Regions from separate parts of the Homo sapiens genome. Here region 2 is linked to region 1. Evidence: read pairs that join two places in POLR2A ChIA-PET (ENCODE). Cell type or tissue: CD4-positive, alpha-beta T cell. All regions are shown on one strand. Region 1 overlaps SCARF2 (scavenger receptor class F member 2). Region 2 overlaps PI4KA (phosphatidylinositol 4-kinase alpha).

Evidence for each region. ChIA-PET counts read pairs that join two places held together with the same protein. Peaks named below come from ENCODE experiments on the same cell type or tissue, not always from the same donor. Only the 100,000 strongest peaks of a DNase experiment are listed, where the experiment ranks them.
Region 2: POLR2A ChIA-PET joins it to region 1 with 6 read pairs; 1 of 35 experiments calls an interaction of 5 or more read pairs at or near these places.

The regions. Positions count from the first base shown.
Region 1 is chr22:20,422,294-20,427,293 of GRCh38, forward strand. SCARF2 (scavenger receptor class F member 2) reads right to left here. Exons shown (of 11, transcript NM_182895.5): 11 at 2,291-3,989. The coding sequence ends at 3,082. Among named protein-coding and RNA genes, the nearest start is that of SCARF2, 13 kb to the right of the region's middle. RefSeq lists enhancers at 1-2,424, 609-1,120. In CD4-positive, alpha-beta T cell, no CTCF peak of the experiment used is centred here; a DNase peak (open chromatin) is centred at 2,948; H3K27me3 peaks cover 763 bases.
Region 2 is chr22:20,782,022-20,787,021 of GRCh38, forward strand. All of the region lies in intron 19 of PI4KA (phosphatidylinositol 4-kinase alpha), which reads right to left. It overlaps SERPIND1 (serpin family D member 1), which reads left to right. Exons shown (of 5, transcript NM_000185.4): 3 at 1,951-2,224; 4 at 3,983-4,127; 5 at 4,854-5,000. Among named protein-coding and RNA genes, the nearest start is that of SERPIND1, 10 kb to the left of the region's middle. In CD4-positive, alpha-beta T cell, a CTCF peak has its summit at 2,407 (motif pointing left); a DNase peak (open chromatin) is centred at 2,430.

The sequences.
Region 1 (5,000 bases):
GTCTTTTTTTCCATTTTTATGTGCGTGGTGTGGGTTGAGTGTCCTCCATAGTAGTGGGCTGGCTGTGTGTGTGTCACAGCGCGTCTGTCTCTGTGAGCGGTGGGTTGTGTGTGTGTGTTGGAGAGTGAGTGTTTCTGTCTGATGGAGTGTCGTGTGTGTGTGTGTGTTGGCAGGTGAGTGGCTGTGTTCCTCTGGGCCCAGTGCTGTGTGGGCGTCTGTTGCAGTGTGTGTGCCGTCTCTGTGTTTCTGAGATTCTGCTGGCTTTGTGTGTGCATGTCTGCGTTTCGGGCTGTGTGTCTGTGTTGGTGTTTCTGAGTCTAGAGGAGCGTGCATGCGGCGTAGGGTTAGTGTCTGCAGGCCTCTGTGTGCTGTGGCCTGCGTCTGCTTGTAACCACCAGGCTGGGCCTGGTCCCCACATTCCTCCCACTCCATTGTGCTCTGTGCTACAAAAAATATTTGCGTTTTCCACCACTCATAATTTTTCCTCCTCAATCGCTACCAGATGTGGGTCCTGTGGTCCCCATCCCCATGGCAACGGAGGTTCCAGCAGCCGCGGTTCCCTTTTGTGGCGCCTGCCCTGGGAGCTGGCACTGCTGTGAGCCCCGAGGGGGTGGGGAGAAGCGGGTGGTGGGAGGCAGGAGGCTGGAGGGGTCCCAGCAGCTCCCTTCCCAGCAGCCACTGGAACCCTCCTGGGGGGAAGGGAAGGCTGGTGGTAGGTTGGGGGGGGTCCCCTGTTTTGTGAGGCACCCACAGGTAGAGTCTTCGACACCTAGGGGGCTTCCCAGAGAAGGGCAAGGAGAGGTCCCCAGAAAGGCCTGGTCACTGGGACATCCCTGTTCTCTCCAAATCGTGCTGGTCCAGGCTGGGGGAGGAGAAATAGCAAGAGCTGAGGGCTTGGGGGTTCAGGGAACAGCAGTGTGGCATCCTCATCGTTCTGGGGGGTGGGCACCGCCTAGACAAGAATGTGGTCTGAGCCCCTGCACTGCCCACCCCTCACCCACACGCAGGCACTGCCCTGCCCTCGCGGAGCCCGGCTGGGCATCTGCCCTCTTGGCCTTAACCCCAGCAGCCCGCATGGCGCAGTGCCCAAACAGAGCAGAGGCTTTCCAGCCACAGGGCCATGGCTGGGAGGGTGCCCAGCTGGCTCCAGGGAAGCAGTATGGCCCAGAGGCAGGGATCCCACATTCCACGTGCTGCCTGTTTGTGTCCTGCCAGCTGCTCTGGACGGCCGACCCAGGGCAGGACGCAGTCTCCACTCAGATGGCTGGGCCTTCTGAGATGGGTGACCCCTCTAAGATGGGTGACCAAAGTTGACCTCCGTGGGGCATCTGGTCAGAGGATGAGAGTGTGCCCAGGACGAGAGCCCCAAGTTGCCAGCGTGAGACCAATGAGTGCTGTGTGGCGGCTGCAGGGTGATCAGAAGATCCTGGCAGCAGGGGAAGACTTTGAGCTGGGCATCAAAAGATGAGATGCAGGAGAACAAGAAGAGGCCTGCCGGGCAGAGGCAGGAGGTGGGAGGAGAACAGACAGGCAGGAGCTGGGGGAACTTAGTGTGGGGACAGCAGGGGCCATGGAAGGTGAGGGTCTGCGGCTTAGGAGGGTCACTTAGGAGGCCTGCCCGGGAGGGTAGGCGGGTCAGGAGCAGCGAGGCCGTAGGGCACAGATGGTCACAGATAGCCAGGCAGCCGGGTCTGGCTTGGGGGCAGGGGATCTGCCCCGGGCGCTCCCTCCGTCTCCCTCAACCTTCCGCAGTAGCAGGCGGGGCTGGCAGGCAGGAGAGTTTCCGGCTGAGGACAAGGAACCCGTTGAGGCAGACAGCAGGGCTCTGTGCAGCAGGAGACCGGCTTGTTTGTGCTGGAGGAGGCCCGGCTGGAGTAAGCGCCCGCGGCCCCCTGGCCGCAGCCTCTGCACCCCCCGCAAGCTGCCACCAACAGCTCTGAGGCCCAAGTTTAACAGCAGCGGCCAGGGGAAAAGGCCGGGATCCGAGGCAGGCCCATCGCCTGTCCCTTTCAGTCAGGGACTCTGCCTGATCTGCCCCCACCCAACCTTCCTCCCCGTGACCAGTCCAGAATGGGGCAGGCCAGATCGGGGCCGCATAAACTTGATAAACAAACGAAGCCTGTGGGTTGACACAGCCCACTTCCACCATGGTCCCGGGAGACCCACGCCTGGGCTCCAGGGCTCCCCGCTGAGATAAGGGGTGGGGGAGAGTGCAGGACAGGTCGTCACATAAAGTTACTTCTGGGGGGCATCTTTGGCCGAAGCCTGCAAACAGGAAGTGATCAGAGCATGAGGGGAAAGGCATTTTATTAAGAAAGCTTTGGCCAAGCCCCCGCCGGGAGGAGCCCATCCTGGGGCACCGGCCGAGGGGGGAGCAGCCCTGCTGGGGGCCTATAAATACATCTCCTCAGGCCACTAGAGTCGCCCCTGGAGGTCCCGCGGCGTGTGGGGCAGTGGGAGGCCATCAAAACCAGCTGACAGCTGAGGGGCCTGGGCCCGGGGCGCCAGGGAAGGGAAGGGGTGGGACGGACTAAGCCCCTGAGGAGCGGAGACCAGCCCTCCTCCCCAGGCTGGGGTCAACCAGATGCCCGGGAGCCTGGCCAGTGGAAGTAGCCCCGGGCTCTATTGGGACGGCCAAGGGAGGGAGCCTCCAGCCAGAGGCACCAGGCCCTAGCGGGGGAGAGGCAGCCCGGGCAGAAGTGCCTCTGGCTGCAACCAATGAGAAGGTAGCCCTAACCAAGTCCACTCCTGGCCAGTAAGAGGCGGTCTTTAAGCGGAACCCTCCCATCTTTGGCCAATGAGACGCTGTCTGGTCGGAGCGCTCCATAACTCGGCCAATGGGGAGGGAGTCGCCCGCTAAGCGCCTGTCAGGCCTCGACCAACGGGATGGGCCCTTCCCGCCAGAGCACACTGCTCCAATCCAGGAGCGGCTGCAGGACCTGAGCCAATGAGACGCAACCTCCGCTAGCCGCGCGGTGCCCGGCCAATAGGAGGCCGCCCGTGCCCGGTAGCGTGGGAGGTGTGGGGTGGCGGGCGGCGCTGCGAAGCTGAGGGAGCTGCGCGCGGACGAGCCACAGCCTGCTACAGGGTGGGTGCGCCCGCCCTGCCCAGCTCGCCCGCCGCCTCCCGGCTCTTCTTGCGCGGCGGCTTCTGGATGGGGGTCTTCTTCCGGGGGGTCTCAGGCGCGGGCAAGTCGGTCGCCGCCTTCTCAGGCCCCGGGGTTTCGGTCGCTGGGGGCGCGCGGGCGGGCGAGGCTGGCGGCACGGAGCGCTTGGCTTTCTGTGGGGGCGCCGGCTTTTCCCTGGGGCCCTGCGCGCCCAGGGCCACCTCGGCGCGGCCCAGGCTGCGAGTCTTGCCGCGCAGCTCAGCGGCCAACATGGAGGCAGCCTCGGGCGCGCTTCGCGGGGGACCGCCGGCGTCCGTGGGCTCCAAGAGGCCGGGGCCGCGGCCCCGCGCTCGGGCCCTGGGCGGCGAGGGCGCAGCGAGGGCTGTCGCCTCCTCGGGCAGCCCGGGGGGCCGCGGCGTTGGGTCGCGGGTCCGGGGGCTGCCGTGTTCGACCGTATGCGCCGATTTGTCGCTGGGCGTCCGTTTCCTCTTGCTGGGGCTGGGCGCGGCCTCGGAGCCTGGCGGCGGTGGTGAGGGCGCACGGCCAGCTGCAGCGGCGCTGTGCTTGCCGTGGATCCAGGACACCTTAGGCTTGGTGGCGGGGTCAGGTGGCGGCGGTTTCCTGCGCTCGGGCGATGGCGACAGCGACAGGCCCCCAATCTCGCCCCGGGCCCGGGCCGGCCGGGCCTCGCGTCGGGCCACGCGCGCGTACAGAGCCCCTCCGGGCCCCTCCACGCTGGACGCCGACCGCTCGCTGTCGGAGGACGCGGGGAGGGGTATCGCCTCCTCGGCGGAGGCTGGCGTGGTCAAGGGCACAGGGGACGGCGCCGGCGCCTCGGCAGGGACAGTGGGGACTTCGGGGTCCCGGCTCTCCGCTGGTGCCTCTGGCAAGGGAAGAGCAGGGCGGTCACAGCCTTCAGGAATACCTTTAGGGGCTCCAACCTCCAGGCGCAAACCTTCACCTTTCCTCCTCTACCCACGCCCTTGGCACTGTGTCACCCTGGCATCTAGACGTGCCTGGCACAGAGCACCAACCACACATGTGTACTTCAGAGCCTCAGGCTATGCGGCTGACTCTGAACTCAGGCTGTGCAAGGAGTGATGGGCGCATTCCCGCGACTGAAGCCCAACCTTGGCCTGGCCTGGCAGCCCTGCCCCAACACCCCTCCAGCCTTGGGCGCCTGCATCATCGAATTTGAGGCTGGAACATCCCCACAGGGGTTCCATTATCCTTCTTTAAGAGAGAAGGCTTCTAGCTGGGCGTGGTGGCTCACGCCTGTAATCCCAGCACTTTGGGAGGCTGCGGTCACCTGAGGTCAGGAGTTTGAGACCAGCCTGGCCAATATGGTGAAACCCTGTCTCTACTAAAAATACAAAAATTAGCTGGGCGTGGTCGTGGGCGCCTGTAATCCCAGCTACTCGGGAGGCTGAGGCAGGAGAATTGCTTGAACCCAGGAGGCAGAGGTTGCAGTGACTGGAGATCATGCCACTGCACTCCAGCCTGGGTGACAGAGGCAGACTCCGTCTCAAAAAAAAAAAAAGAGCGATAAGGCTTCTGAGGCTCTGAGTTGGTCACCTGCCCGTGGCATCTGGGGGCACAGTCAAGGGAGGAGACAGGGCAGAATCCCAGACCATCAGGCTCCTTTCTGCTATCTGTGGATCAAAGGCTGTGTGTGGATCCAACTCCCATACTCTGTGGATCCCTTCCTCCTGTCTCCTCTGCCACCCCCTACCTAAGCCCAGAAACTTCTCTCTGCCTACTTTCCCCCAGGAGCAACCCTGGGCTGTGGCCTACCCATCTCCCCACACCTGTCTCCGGTACTGAGCAGCAGAGTCCAGCTCTATGGCCTCAGCTCTGTGGGCAACCCTCAGGTACCAGCATGGCCAAGGCCTTC
Region 2 (5,000 bases), 360 kb after region 1:
AACATATGATATTGTTAGTGACATTTATTTTACTTCTACTAGCAAATAACCTATGTTTAGGACTGACTTTAGAACAGGCTGGCAGAAGCATTTTTGGCAGCATCAAAGTCCTCCAACCTACTGGTCTGTTGGAGCCCCCCAAGTACACCAAAGAGCCTCTGCATTAGCCCTGGCTGAGGGTTCAGGGACAGGCAGAGAAGTACAGCAGTGAGCCATCCCTGCCTGCATGGAGGTGGAGAAATGATCAGGCATGGTCAGTTGACAATCTCCTAAACACAGTAACCCGTGTCATACCACAGTGTAAACACACGTGCAAATGCTTCTGCTTCCTTTCCCCATCATGAGAATAGTCACTCAATGCCGGGCATCACAAGGGATCAAATGCTAGGAGTACCCAATCATTCATGGATGCTTCTCAAAGGGGACGAGTGTCTAGAAGTGTAATTTTAATTTCACTTAATTTCATATGGAATCATCTCCATTACTAATTTTGTTCTAATTTTAATGTGATAATCACTTTGTAAAGCACAATAAACAGAGGCAGGCTCTCATGAGGAAGTCAGAAGGAAAGAATCCCAAGAGACATGGGACAGCTCCATCCAAACTGAAAGGGCCGTGATTCCCAAAAGAGCAATTTTGTCCCCAAGGTCTGAAGACACTTTTGGTTGTCACAACCTGGGGGGTTGGAGTAAGCATTACTGGTATCTAGAAGGGGGAGGCTGGGGATGTTGCTAAACACCCTACCATGCACAGGGCAGCCCACATTGCCACAAACTATTATGTGGCCCAAATGTCAAAAATGCTGAGGTTGAGAAACCCTGGGTGAGGCAGACTCAGGGAGAAGGGAATCGAGCTTCACTCACAGGCAGGCAGGAGCTGTCTGGTACTTCAACCTCCAAGACACCTCCTGCTCATCTCATCCTGGCTGCTCTACCCACCAGCTAGAAACCTTGAACAAGTTACTTCACTTCTTTGTGCCTCTGTTTCCTCATATGTAAAAGAGGGATAACAAAACGCACACAACTTGCATGTTGCTAGGAGCAGAAATGAGATAATACAGGAAAGGTGCTGAGAAGAATGCCCGGCACATGGCCAGTTCTCAACTACTAGTCACCCATTACTATTAGTTACTCACATCTTAGAGCTAACATAGACATGGGCTTATTCCTGGATACACAGCACTGTCCCCATATCTACAGTGGTGATCCTAAGGGCAACATGGCATCACCCAAATGTCTTGTTAGTCACTACAGAATCACAGTGTGAGGGATGAAGGCCATCAAGACAGAGCTGAGGCTGGCAGGGTGGCTCATGCCTATAATCCCAGTGCTTTGGAAGGCTGAGGCAGGAGGATTGCTTGAGGCCAAGGGTTTGAGACCAGCCTAGGTAACATAGCAAGACCCCATCTACAATTAAAAAAAAAAAAAAAAAGACAGAAAGAAAAAATAGCCAGGCGTGGCATGTGCTTGTAGTCCAAGCTACTGGGGAGGGAGGCTGAGGCAGGAGGATTCCTTGAGCCTGGGAGTGTGAGGCTGCAGTGAGCTATGATGGCATCGCCGCACTCCAGCCTGCATGACACAGTGAGACCTGGTCTCAAAAACCAAATAATAATAACAGTAATAAAAGCTGGAAAGAGCTCAAAGTTACTCATTTGACAGATGTGACAGATGAAGAAATAGAAGCGAGTTAGGTGCCTTACCATGGTCAAACAACTAGTTCGTATCAGACCCTACTCCAGAAACTATTCCAGTCCGGGTAACCTCTCGTTAACCTCTCTTGTTAGAAATGCAAATTTCTGCCCAAATCAGGCCTCAGGAATCAAGAGACTGTGGGGTCGGCTCTGCAGGCTATCTGAATGAGGCCTCCAGGGAAATCAGATTCACTCTCAAGGGTGAGACGATTTCCCTAAAGGAACCTTCTCATAACAGCCTCTTCCTGTGGCCTTTACAGGATCCTGGGTGAATAAATTCCCAGTGGAAATGACACACAACCACAACTTCCGGCTGAATGAGAGAGAGGTAGTTAAGGTTTCCATGATGCAGACCAAGGGGAACTTCCTCGCAGCAAATGACCAGGAGCTGGACTGCGACATCCTCCAGCTGGAATACGTGGGGGGCATCAGCATGCTAATTGTGGTCCCACACAAGATGTCTGGGATGAAGACCCTCGAAGCGCAACTGACACCCCGGGTGGTGGAGAGATGGCAAAAAAGCATGACAAACAGGTATTTCACACTGTGTGTTTGTTCTTTTGAGCTCCCAGATGCTGGGGGTGTCTGGGAATACTGGAAAATGGATCATTTTTTTAAAAAGGGAGAATTATGTACAAGTACCCAAGAACTTCCATACAGGGCCACTCTGTTAATTCAGCCCCAATTTGTTGCTTGAGATAAGAGATGATTAGAGAGCATTCATAAGGGACACATCTGCCCTCTAGGGGCCAGTTTCAGAAGTTAGAGGCAGATGACTTAGAGACAGCTTGGTGCTTGCTTTGTGGCTTCGAGTCCCAGCTTCATCATCCCTAAAATGGGTATAATTCCATTACTTCCCCGGGTCACTTGAGAAAATAACAGAATCAGCGATGCTGAGCGCCCCTCCCAGTACTTGGAACCTAGGAGGCACTCAAAAAAAGATTGGCTCAACTCTTCCCTGCCCAGGAAATTCCAAGGTCCTCTTAGCCTACCGAGGACACATCATTCATGATTTCCTCTATTATTATTCGTTACTTTGTAGTTAAAACTGCAGGTGTTAAGTACTTATTGAGATTATTATTGGGTCATGGCAGAAAGAATGGAGAGGTCTTATTTCTGTCTTACTGGATACTGGCTAGGCCCATATGAAGAAGTGATTCTGGTTTGAACCTCCTTATAGGACAAGAATACAAACATATGCAACCAAACTGAGAAAAGTAGGCTCTCAGAGGAAGGTATTTGCCCGGGTAGCCAGTCATCATGCTCTGTGAATTTTTCCTTAACAACGTCCCTTCTGTACCTGCCTCCTTCCATTCCTCCCTGCAGCCCGGCAGCTCTTGAGAAAGGGACTGCATCTTTTTTTTTTTTTTTTTTTTGAGACAGGGTCTTGTTCTGTCACCCAGGCTGGAGTGCAGTGGCATCATCATGGCTCACTGCAGCCTCAACCTCCTGAACTTAAGTGATCCTCTCACCTCAGCCTCCTGAATAGTTGAGACTACAGGCGTGCACCTTCATGCCCAGCTAATTAAACTTTTTTTGGTAGAGATGAGGTCTCGCTGTGTTGCCCAGGCTGGTCTTGAACTCCTGGCCTCAAGCAGTCCTCCTGCCTTGGCCTTCCAAAGTGCTGGGATTAACAGGCGTGAGCCGCTGTGCCTGGCCCATTTGACTTTTAATTGAGATCTTACTTGGTGCAAGGTATGAGCTAGGTAAAAGAGTGAAGAAGATCAAGCCTTCCTGCCCATCCAGCTGGGATTGCACCTTAAATCTCTTTATCCCCTGCAAAGTGCCAGACTAACTCCACAGGCACTACTGTTGCTATCCGCCCCCTTAGGGATTGAGTAAGTTGAGGCAAAGATTGAGAATATTCAGCATTGTCTAGTATATACAGGAAAGGTTCTTTTTAAAAGTACACTACCAGATATTCGACTCCTTAATTACAAAAAAAAAACCAAATGCCTAAAATTGGGAAACCAAACCAGAGAATTATTTTAGATGCCTTTTTAAACCATAAACCAGGAAAAGTTCTGCTGCTAACCTTGAAGATAGGAAACGAACCATACAGTCTCAAGGAAATAATCATGCAACAGAAAACACACCTCAGTTTTCAGTAGCGGAATTACAAAGGAGTGTGCTTCCTAAAATCCTCAACTGACAGTCCCGGAATATAAATTTTAATAAGTGCTATATCAATTCTGTGATAAATATAACCCGTGGCCCTTTAAAGGGAAAATCATGATTCTTTTGTAACTTGTGGTTCAATAAAACTGGGCCCCCCTTTCCTTTTCTGTCTAGAACTCGAGAAGTGCTTCTGCCGAAATTCAAGCTGGAGAAGAACTACAATCTAGTGGAGTCCCTGAAGTTGATGGGGATCAGGATGCTGTTTGACAAAAATGGCAACATGGCAGGCATCTCAGACCAAAGGATCGCCATCGACCTGGTAACCACTCCCTTGTCCACCCCCGACCCGTCCCCAGGGTCTGCCTCAGCACAGCCCCACCTCCACTTGCCCTTCCTACCCACCCCCCAATCTCATGTCCCAGCTTGGGGTGCTGAGTCTGCTCTTCGGCCTGGGTGGGATACACAGAATGCCTAGTTTCATGGATGCCAGCTGGAGAGCACGGCACCTGGCAGACACTTACTGGGCAGGGGGGATCCCAAGAGCAGCCATGGGGTGAGCCCCACTCCCGCTGACACCAGAGACAGGGGAGACATGTGCTGCGGTCTGGGAAATAGCTACCCCCAGCCAAATCATGAAAGAGCCATTAAACACCGCACTATACACATACTTAACTTAAACCAATCGGGCGCTCAGCAAAAGAGAGAGAACACCAGTCCAAACAGTGCAGCAGACCCAGTTCCCCATCCCGGAGAAGTGCGCAGCAGTGTGGGGAGCTGGAGCTGGGGTGGCTGTCCTGCACCAGCCCCCACGACCCTCAGACCACAGGCACTGCCAAGAGGGAACATGAACCTAGCCGGCCTCTAAGTGCAACGGCTGCCCCTGACAGGTGGTGACAGATATTTTCAAGAGTGACTCTGACCAGCTGTGATTTCCACCTTACATGTTGTCTTTGGATCCTTTCCCTGAATGATATGAGATTGTGCTGGGAACTCTAGCCCTCTGTGTGCTGACCTCCAGAATCTGACAACTTTCCTTTCCAAACAGTTCAAGCACCAAGGCACGATCACAGTGAACGAGGAAGGCACCCAAGCCACCACTGTGACCACGGTGGGGTTCATGCCGCTGTCCACCCAAGTCCGCTTCACTGTCGACCGCCCCTTTCTTTTCCTCATCTACGAGCATCGCACCAGC